2 separate regions of the Homo sapiens genome follow, and region 2 is linked to region 1. Evidence: read pairs that join two places in POLR2A ChIA-PET (ENCODE). Cell type or tissue: PC-9. All regions are shown on one strand. Links, peaks and the distances in the headings refer to the core of each region. The heading gives the core; the rest is flanking DNA. Region 1 holds the start of GLS2 (glutaminase 2). Region 2 holds the start of IL23A (interleukin 23 subunit alpha).

Region 1 (5,372 bases), core at 69-5,068:
CCTCTAGCTGTGGCTGGGAAGGAGGGGCGGAGCGAGCGAGACAAGGTGCGGGGGAGTTCTGTGAGGGAGCGCTGGACCTGGAAGACGGAGAATGTGGGCCCGGTGGGTGGGGCTGGGGCTGGGGCAGGAGAAGGGGCCTGCCCCTTTAAAGCTGGCTCCAGGGTTAGGGGCACCCTCAGGACAGGGGCTAGGTGAGGAGCGTTGGGGATGAAGGAGAACCCGGGTGGCTTTCTAGTGGGTGGAGAGAGGGCGGTGCCTGGGAGCTGGAATGGACAATGCCCAGGTCCAATCACTGAGGAAGCAAAAACATTGAGGCGGGGAAAGGGTAAGGTTGCCCAATGAGAGCAAGACGGTGGGACCTTGCGACAGTCTGCGGATGCTTCCGCGTGGGCCCGGCGAGCGCGGGTATCCGCGGATGCTGAGGGCGGGAAAGGCGAGGACAAGCTGAGGCGAAGCCGGTGGGGGCGGGAGGCGCTCCCCGGGAACACCGTGGGGCTGCGAATGATGGAGTTGTCGTGTAGAGAGGAGGGTGCTGCCTCGAGAGAGGAGGCTAAGTAAGAGTGAGCCCAGTTCAGGAGGTCACTCAGAGAGCCTCGACCTCCGAAGGCCAAACCAGCGCCCAGTAACCCGGCGGGTAGCGTGGCGCGCGGCCGACGTGCGGTGGTGCTGAGTGGAGAGTAGGATGACTGCTGGGTACCCCGGGCAGAAGCAGCCGACCAGCACCTCAGGGAGGCATTGGGCGGCGGGAAGGTCGCTCTGGCGGTTAGGAAGCCTGGGTTCCAGTTTGTGTCCCTCTACCATTTATTTGGTGTAGGACTTGTTTTCAAATCTGGAAAGTTAAGACATTAAAATAAGTTGGCACGCAGAAAAACGTTTTATAAACCATGAAGTGCTCCCCACATTTTTCCTATTTTAATTGTTTGCCCTTGTCCTCCTCACGGGCAGAAAAGAGGCGATATACAAAAAGCATTTTGAAATCCAAGAACATTCAGGACTTTTGCCATTTGCAGCTAGAACTTTCACCTTGTATCTCGGCAGCGCCTAACCCAGCATCCATATTTAGTAGGGACTCATTATGTAAATGATAGCTATTATTGAGTGCCCATGGTGTTCCAACCGCTTAGTTTCTCTCTCCCTCTTACCAGAGACCTACAAAGTAGTTATTAGTCTCAATTTGAAGGTGAGGAAACTAAGACTAGGAAATTAAGAATTCTCGCATAAGGTAACCCAGCTAGTAAGTACCAGAACCAGAAATTAGACCCGTTTTTTTTTTTTAACTACAAGTCTCTCCTTCATGCAGCCCTTCTCAAAAATTAAGCATTGAATTGAATTATCCCGGGAGAAATGACCCCATCCCTAAAGGAGGTATTTTATGTGGAAGTATTATGATACAGTACTGGGAGTCTTTTCCTTGTGATAGTTCTGGCTGTATCACAAAATACTAGTTTTTGTTTGTTTGTTTTTGAGACGAAGTTTTGCTCTTGTTGCCCTAGCTGGAGTGCAATGGCGCAATCTCGACTCACTGCAACCTCCGCCTCCTGGGTTCATGCGATTCTCCTGCCTCAGCCTCCCTAGTAGCTGGGATTACAGGCGCCTGCTACCTCGCCCAGCTAATTTTTTGTATTTAGTAAAGATGTGGTTTCGCCATATCGGTCAGGCTGGTCTCAAACTCCTGACCTCAGATGATCCGCCCGCCTCAGCCTCCCACAAGTGCTGGGATTACAGGCATGAGCCACCGTGCTTGTCCCATAGTTTTCATTTTTGGATTAAAATGAGTTTCAAGGGTACTCGTGGGAAAACAAGTACTGAAACCAGTCAGGTGTGTTCTGTGGAAAGGCAGTTCTCCTTTGCCTTGGTTAGGGTTGGAGGGCTTATTTGGCTTAAAACCAGATGGAGTGACATTTGTTTTTGCTTGTTTTCGCCTTCTGTAGTCATTCTGTGTCTGCTGTATCTGTTCTCCTGTCCGTGGAAAGCCGTCTAATTCTGGGAGGGCTTGCTGCTTTATGCTTGGCTTTGCCCAAGAGGCAGAGTTCTGGGTCTCAATACTTAACGTAAACTCAATCCTGCATTAGTTTTTTTCATACGTAACAGACGAATCTTATCCTTGTTTCATAGAAATATGATTTATCTGAAACGTTTTGATCTATTCAAGAGAAAAATACCATCTGTTAGGGAATTTCTAAACATTACCCAGAAGTAATTTGCTTCCTTTTTTTCCTATTTCTGCCTCTTTGAATTAGCTTTATACTCTAATGAGTTCCTTACTCTCTTTCTCCCAGCACTCTTCCACTAATAGGAACTGGTTGGGTAGTGAAGAAGATCTATGCATGGAAGCAGAGGTTCTTTGCTTAGAGAACTAGCTCCAGCTGCACTTGGACCTTTGGACTAACTGTCTCCAATACAATATTGCTGTCTTTGCATGAGGATGGAGCATGAACTGGTGACTTGGGAGGCCAATGGTACTGTGTAAAGTATAAGATGCTGGAGAAGAACAAGTTTGTTGTCCCAGGTGGTTAAAGCTTGGCAGGGTCAGGTCCTCTTTTTGTTTCTAATTTGAAAAATACTCATCATCTAGTTTAATTTGTGCAAAACTATTAGCCAACTATGACAAGGGCAGCTAGAAATGAAGATTTTCATAACTGAAAGAAAGTTCTTTGTGTCTCTAACAGTGGGCTTTTAGGTTAGTCCATGGCTGTGCCAGAGTTTTGTGGTATGTGAGAGAGGATTAGACTTAATGATTTTGAATCCTTAATAAAAGCTAAATCCGGGCCGGGCGCGGTGGCTCATGCCTGTAATCCCAGCTGCTCAGGAGGCTGAGGCAGGAGAATTGCTTGAATCTGGGAGGCGGAGGTTGCGGTGAGCTGAGATCACGCCATTGCACTCCAGCCCGGGCAACAAGAGCAAAACTCCGTCTCAAACAAAAAAAAAAAAAGAAAAGAAAGAAAGAAGGAAAAGCTAATCCTCTGTGATAGGAAATTGATGTTTGGAGTTTGTTTATTTCTTATGATTTAGAGACTCATTTGTTCTACTCTATTTTGTGTGTGTGTGTGTGTGTGTGTGTGTGTGTGTGTGTGATGGAGTCTCGCTCTGTCGTCCATGCTGGAGTGCAATGGTGTGATCTTGGCTCACTGCAACATCCGCCTCCCGGGTTCAAGCAATTCTCCTGCCTCAGCCTTCCGAATAGCTGGGATTACAGGCACCCGCCAATATGCTCGGCTAATTTTCGTATTTTTAGTAGTGACGGAGTTTCACTATGTTGGCCAGGCTGGTCTCGAACTCCTGACCCCTTGATTTGCCCGCCTCAGCCTCTCAAAGTGCTAGGATTGCAGGTGTGAGCCACCGCACCTGGCCTGTTCTACTCTTTAGACTGTAGCTAGGATGTTAATTGGTCCAAGTAAAAGATTAGTTCATTTTTTTATTAATCTTTGTTAATGATACTATTGTTACAAACTCCTTTCTGCCTTAGTTTCTCCATTTGTAAAAGATAAACTTGTATTTTACTGGGTAAAATGTAAGTACTTGGGGCTCTGACATAATGAGCTTCCATTCACTCAATTAATATTTATTTGTTGGCATTCAGTGTGCCAGGTCCAGTGCTGGAAAATCCAGAAATTTAAAAATTTAATAAACCAGTTTCTACTGGGAGAAATGAGAAAGCTTATGTTTAAAATTCCTAATGAAAAATGCTGTGATGTAGAGACATGCAGAAGAAAGTATAAAGGGGACATCTAACTAAGCTGGGGGTGAAGGGCCACTGGGATAGAAGAGGAATGGTGACTGACAGGAGCTGGTTTTTAAAGCACGAGAGGTGTTTCAGACAGAGGGCTCTACAAGAATAAACATAGCCTGAGAGGAACATTTGAGGGACTCTACCTCTAGTTTGGTTGGAATGAAACGTGGGTATAAGAATGTGGACCAGCCGGGCGTGGTGGCTTATGCCTGTAATCCCAGCACTTTGGGAGACTGAGGTGGGCAGATCACAAGGTCAGGAGTTCGAGACCAGCCTGACCAACACGGTGAAACCCCATCTCTACTGAAAATACAAAAATTAGCCAGGCGTGGTGGCATGCACCTGTAATCTCAGCTACTCAGGAGGCTGAGGCAGGAGAATCAGTTGAACCTGGGAGGCAGAGGTTGCAGTGAGCCAAGATCGCGCCACTGCACTCCAGCCTGGGTGACAGCGAGACTCCATCTCAAAAAAAAAAAAAAAAAAAAAAAAAAGAATGGGGACCAATGAAACTGAGGATGTAGGTATGGGATGCATGTTTTAACTTGATGCTAGACTTTCATGGAGTAAATGAAATTTAATAAAAGTTTAAGCGTGTCTGTGATCTACTCCAGTGTGCTTTCCTAATTCTTCTTTGGTTTAGCAATAACAAAATGAACATTTATAGGACTGAAAAAATATAAATATAAGCCTATTAAAAAACATATCATCACACTGGTCCATTTACGATGCCTAACATGCATTTTCTCTATTTTTCCAAATAATATCTTGTATAATCTGGGTTCTCCAATAGCTATTAAAGTAGATTCTAGCAAGTCTTAATCAACAAAATATACTAAAATAATGTAGATTTTGCTAGAATTCCTAAAAAGGATTTAGAAAAGTCTGTAGGCGAAAGCTAATTTGAAGGAATTTGAAAGCCTTTGCCAACACAGCAAGAAGAAAATACCTTCGGGGTTTGCTTGATAGCATTTTCTTTTTTCTTTTTTCCCTTCTCCAAGTTATTGCTAGAGAAATAGTATTTTAATACTTGTTTTTCTTTGACTTAAAGACTATGAAAGATGTCAGAATCTTGTATTACTCTGTAGTGAACAAATGAGACCCTTCTCTAAAAGACTAGGTTAAATTAACTTTTAACCACATTTACCTAAGTGAAATGCTCCATAAGCCATATTTTATTAAGATTGTATATAATTTGAAATTTTTTACATCACCTACTTTGACCTGTCAGTTTGCAAAAAAACTGTCATTCTAGTTTTCTGATTTTCAGGAAAGTTTTTTTTTTTTTTTAACTGTATGAATTTTCTTTTTTTTTTTTTTTTTAAGTATTTATTGATCATTCTTGGGTGTTTCTCGGAGAAGGGGATGTGGCAGGGTCATAGGATAATAGTGGAGAGAAGGTCAGCAGATAAACATGTGAACAAAGGTCTCTGGTTTTCCTAGGCAGAGGTCCCTGCAGCCTTCCACAGTGTTTGTGTCCCTGGGTACTTGAGATTAGGGAGTGGTGATGACTCTTAATGTGCATGCTGCCTTCAAGCATCTGTTTAACAAAGCACATCTTGCACCGCCCTTAATCCATTTAACCCTGAGTTGACACAGCACATGTTTCAGAGAGCACGGGGTTCGGGTAAGGTTATAGATTAAC
Region 2 (5,372 bases), core at 373-5,372, 150 kb before region 1:
GCCCTCTCACTCACTGTAGCCTCAACCTCCTGGGCTCAAGCGATCCTCCCACTTCAGCCTCCCAACTAGCTGTAACTACAGGCACTGGCCACCAAACCCAGATAATTTTTTTTTTCCTGTAGAGGTGGGGTTTTGCCACGTTACCCAGGCTGGTCTTGAACTCTTAAGCTCAAGCGATCCTCCTGCCTCGGCCCCCCAAAGTTCTGGGATTACAGGCATGAGCCACCATACCTGGCGTACAGTATCCAGTGTAATGCAGTGATTAAAAATTCAGGATCCAGACCGGGATGGTGGCTTGTGCCTGTAGTCCCAGGGGTGGAGGTTGCAGTGAACGGAAATGGTGCCACTGCATTCCAGCCTGGGTGACAGAGTGAGACCCTGTCTCAACAAAACCCCCCAAAAACCAAGAACAAAAAAGAATGCAGGATCTGATGCTAGATTGTCTGCATTAGAACTCTAGCCACTTAAGCTGGGTGTGGTGGCTCATGCCTGTAATCCCAGCACTTTTGGAGGCCGCAGGCGGGTGGATCACCTGAGATTGGGAGTTCAAGACCAGCCTGACCAACATGGAGAAACCCTGTTTCTACTAAAAATACAAAATTAGCCACCGGGCATGGTGGTGCATGCCTGTAATCCCAGCTACTTGGGAGGCTGAGGCAGGAGAATCACTTGAACCCGGGAGGCAGAGGTTACGGTGAGATGAGATGGCACCATTGCACTCCAGCCTGGGCAACAAGAGCGAAACTCCATCTCAAAAAAAAAAAAAAAAAAAAAGGAATTCTAGCCACTTAGAAGCTCTGTGATCTTGGGCAAATTGCTTATCTTTGCACCTCAGCCTCCTCCTCTGTAATATAGGGTAATAGTATCTACCTTAAAGGGTTGTTGTGAAAATTAAATAGTTTAGTACATGTAAAGTGCTTAGACAAAGTATTTGGCATTAAGCGAGAGTTGGATATATTAGCCATCATTATTAACCACCTGGGGGAACTTCAACTGATTTGGAGTCTAGGCATACAACTGGAAAGACCTGCCTAGGAGTGTCTTGTGAATGCGATTTGCATAACGGTTTAGGCCCAGCTGACGTCAAGGGCTCCTTATAGCTCCAGGTCAGTTGTAGCCCTGGATGTAGTTCCTGCCACGCAACAGTCCCACAATCTCCCCACCAACCCTTCTTCCTACCCAACTCCTGCAGCACCAGGAAGTGAAACAAAGAGGCAGAGCCCTGTGCCTCCAACTCACCCTTGTCCCTCTCATCCCATCCCCCAGGCTCTACTTCCTCCTCCTTTTCATCTTTCTTTCATCTCTTATCTTTTAGGGCTCCCAGAATGGGGACCAGAGATGGGAAGAACATAGGAGACGTTGTACACAAGTAAGGTGAACTCCCTATCCTGCCCCCTCCCCTTTCCTTATTCCATTGGTGTCCACCTTATTAGGGAGAGAGGCAAAACAGTTCTCACCCAAACTCAGATAATTCTCTGATGCTGGAAATGTTTAATCTAAAGGGTAGATTTCCATTTTTTTTTTTTTTTTTTTGAGACAGAGTCTTGCTCTGTCACCCAGGCTGGAGTGCAGTGGCGCCATCTCGGCTCACTGCAACCTCTGCCTCCTGGCTTCAAGCGATTCTCTTGCCTCAGCCTCCCGAGTAGCTGGGACTATAGGCGCCCACCACCGTGCTGGCTCATTTTTGTATTTTTAGTAGAGACAGGATTTCACCATGATGGCCAGGCTGGTCTCGAACTCCTGACCTCATGATCCGCCTGCCTCGGCCTCCCAAAGTACTGGGATTACAGGCGTGAGCCACTGTACCCGGCCCTTGGTAGATTTAACTTAGAATCGTAATATTTTTTTTTCTTCTCTTAGCTCATACCTACAGAATCATAATATTTGAACCAGAAGTGTCATTGGGCAGTTTTGAATAGCTCTAAGGGAAGGGAGACCTCCATTCAGGACAAGTTTCTCAGAAGAAAAGGGTCAACCTCTTGGGGGAGGCTTTGGGAGCCAGCTGTGTGGTCACCGATGGCCTCATTCTGACGTCTTCGAAATTGTTCTGGGACCCTCCACTGGGGTCGGGGCAGTCCCGGCTTTGGACCACCTTCCACTCCCACGCCCAACCTCACACTCTTAGCTGTTTCACTCGATGTTGCATCATGGAGGGTGATGAAATCGGTGTCAGTGGATTTTACCCATGGATGCAACAAGCTGAAGGACCAGCCAGAGTCATTGACAGTGCACCTTCGACTACCCAGAACTCCTGGGCTTCCTAGCCATGGGGTCCAAAGCTGGGACTGCCCCGACCCCAGTGGAGGGTCCCAGAACAATTTGGATGACGTCAGAATGAGGCCATGGGACTAGGTGCTGGAATGTCTAAGTTGAACTTCCAGGCCTTATTTGCACTAGTCCTGAAAAAAACATCATCCAACTCTTATAGAGCCTATGAAATCTTGGGCCACTAGGGTTGAGGAGTCAGGTGGTTCTTAGTCAATAACCCTCTTCCCACAAGAGCCTTTCTAACCTCCACTGTGAGGCCTGAAATGGGGAGCAATAAGACCTCATACTGGCTTCCCAGTTCTCCAAGTTCCTTCATGCGCATTCTCTCCCATGAAACCAGGACCATCCAGTTGAAATAATGTTGTTTCCAACTGAGAAAAAGAAGCCCGTTTATTCCTAATAGGGGGCATCAGGTAGGAATCAAACTTCATTGCAAACAGCTCACCATCCTATTGGGAGATGAATGGATGTTTCTCTGTTTTGCTTTTTCCTCAAGCAGGAGGAAGTGAGGAAATTAGGTTTGGGGTGGGGTAGGGGTATAGCTTTGAGAGGCAAAAAGATCAGGGAAAGATCAAACAGGAAGGAACTTGAGACCAGATTAATTTAAATATTTGTTCTCCCTTACCCCTCCCACCCCATCCCCGCTGTGCCCCCCATCCCCGCCCCTTCTATAGCTATTTCGATTCCTGGAGAGCATTACACATGTGTCCCATCCCAGGCCTCTAGCCACAGCAACCACACTACTCATTTCCCCTGGAACTGAGGCTGCATACCTGGGCTCCCCACAGAGGGGGATGATGCAGGGAGGGGAATCCCACCTGCTGTGAGTCACCTGCTGGTATAAAGGGCGGGCCTTACAATGCAGGGACCTTAAAAGACTCAGAGACAAAGGGAGAAAAACAACAGGAAGCAGCTTACAAACTCGGTGAACAACTGAGGGAACCAAACCAGAGACGCGCTGAACAGAGAGAATCAGGCTCAAAGCAAGTGGAAGTGGGCAGAGATTCCACCAGGACTGGTGCAAGGCGCAGAGCCAGCCAGATTTGAGAAGAAGGCAAAAAGATGCTGGGGAGCAGAGCTGTAATGCTGCTGTTGCTGCTGCCCTGGACAGCTCAGGGCAGAGCTGTGCCTGGGGGCAGCAGCCCTGCCTGGACTCAGTGCCAGCAGCTTTCACAGAAGCTCTGCACACTGGCCTGGAGTGCACATCCACTAGTGGGACACATGGTGAGTGGCAGCCCCTGGAGCCTAACAGGAGTCCAGGCTCTCCAAGGCTGTGGCAGAAGACCGTGACCTTGAGTGGAAGCTGGAGGGTTGAAGGCCATTAGGGAGTAAGAGAGGACAAGAGAGTAGGGTTCCTGGGAGAGTCATGGGCCTGAGGGTCCAGGTTGGCTTCAGAAGTACTATCTTACTTCTTCATTCTTTCCACCTCTTCCTTCATTCCAGGATCTAAGAGAAGAGGGAGATGAAGAGACTACAAATGATGTTCCCCATATCCAGTGTGGAGATGGCTGTGACCCCCAAGGACTCAGGGACAACAGTCAGGTACCACTGGGATGTGGCTGGGCAATGAAGGAGAGGGGACTGAGAACATGGCTGGGTACCATGGTAAACCAGAAGTTGTGTCTGAAAATAGTAAGAAACTGGGTGAGTCTTCAGTGAATGGAGTAGGAAGAGGGTGTCCTCTTTCATTGCTTTCTTTTCTCCCTAGTTCTGCTTGCAAAGGATCCACCAGGGTCTGATTTTTTATGAGAAGCTGCTAGGATCGGATATTTTCACAGGGGAGCCTTCTCTGCTCCCTGATAGCCCTGTGGGCCAGCTTCATGCCTCCCTACTGGGCCTCAGCCAACTCCTGCAGGTATGAAGTAGGGGCGTGGAGGATGGGGGCTTGCAGGTGTCAGAGACAGAGGGTTGGGGGTTAAGGGTTTAGAGTCTTCTCTGACTGTGTCCTATGTCCTTTCAGCCTGAGGGTCACCACTGGGAGACTCAGCAGATTCCAAGCCTCAGTCCCAGCCAGCCATGGCAGCGTCTCCTTCTCCGCTTCAAAATCCTTCGCAGCCTCCAGGCCTTTGTGGCTGTAGCCGCCCGGGTCTTTGCCCATGGAGCAGCAACCCTGAGTCCCTAAAGGCAGCAGCTCAAGGATGGCACTCAGATCTCCATGGCCCAGCAAGGCCAAGATAAATCTACCACCCCAGGCACCTGTGAGCCAACAGGTTAATTAGTCCATTAATTTTAGTGGGACCTGCATATGTTGAAAATTACCAATACTGACTGACATGTGATGCTGACCTATGATAAGGTTGAGTATTTATTAGATGGGAAGGGAAATTTGGGGATTATTTATCCTCCTGGGGACAGTTTGGGGAGGATTATTTATTGTATTTATATTGAATTATGTACTTTTTTCAATAAAGTCTTATTTTTGTGGCTATATGAGTCTAATTTCTAGGCTCAATTGGGAAAGAGAAATCGATGGAAAAATAAGGCCAAGAGACTACAATATGCATCCCTTTCTTCTATTCTGAAGGGCTATGGTGGAGAATGATATTTTCTCATGACCCCCTGGTGTATAGAATAACTGGGATCTCTTTAGTATTAATTCCTATATGGCTGAGCAAGCAGAATGGGATTACCAGATTAGGAAGTGGGATCATACCTAAGGGTCACTTGCTCCCTGATCCAGTGTCTCCTTCCCTGCTTTCTTGGCCAAGAGTATATCTGATCAAAGACGGGAGTCCTGATCATTGCAGGATCAAAAGTCAGAGTTCAGCTTTGAGCAGGAAGGGCATTCCAGGGAAATGAAGATAAATATCCTAGAATAATGGGACTTTCCTCTCAAAGGACAATTGGAATCCCTTTTTTTTTTTTTTTTTTTTTTTTTTTTTGAGATGGAGTCTCATTCTGTTGCCCAGGCTGGAGTGCAGTGGCGTGATCTCTGCTCACTGCAACCTCCGCCTCCCACGTTGAAGCGATTCTCCTGCCTCAGCCTCCCAAGCAGCTGGGACTACAGGCACGCACCACCACGCCTGGCTAATTTTTGTATTTTTAGTAGAGATGGGGTTTCACCATGTTGGTCAGGCTGGTCTTGAACTCCTGACCTCAGGTGA

What was found. ChIA-PET counts read pairs that join two places held together with the same protein. Peaks named below come from ENCODE experiments on the same cell type or tissue, not always from the same donor. Only the 100,000 strongest peaks of a DNase experiment are listed, where the experiment ranks them.
Region 2: POLR2A ChIA-PET joins it to region 1 with 10 read pairs; 7 of 35 experiments call an interaction of 5 or more read pairs at or near these places.

The regions. Positions count from the first base shown.
Region 1 is chr12:56,488,157-56,493,528 of GRCh38, forward strand. GLS2 (glutaminase 2) reads right to left here and starts at 5. Exons shown (of 18, transcript NM_013267.4): 1 at 1-5. RefSeq lists a silencer at 1-351. In PC-9, for the core only: no CTCF peak of the experiment used is centred there; a DNase peak (open chromatin) is centred at 325; H3K4me3 peaks cover 563 bases; H3K27me3 peaks cover 2,401 bases.
Region 2 is chr12:56,335,715-56,341,086 of GRCh38, forward strand. IL23A (interleukin 23 subunit alpha) reads left to right here and starts at 3,170. Exons shown (of 4, transcript NM_016584.3): 1 at 3,170-3,492; 2 at 3,712-3,810; 3 at 3,977-4,123; 4 at 4,229-4,696. The coding sequence starts at 3,331. The coding sequence ends at 4,390. RefSeq lists enhancers at 1,058-1,905, 2,483-3,682, 3,161-3,460, 3,948-4,117 and a silencer at 3,171-3,465. In PC-9, for the core only: no CTCF peak of the experiment used is centred there; a DNase peak (open chromatin) is centred at 3,077; H3K27ac peaks cover 1,456 bases.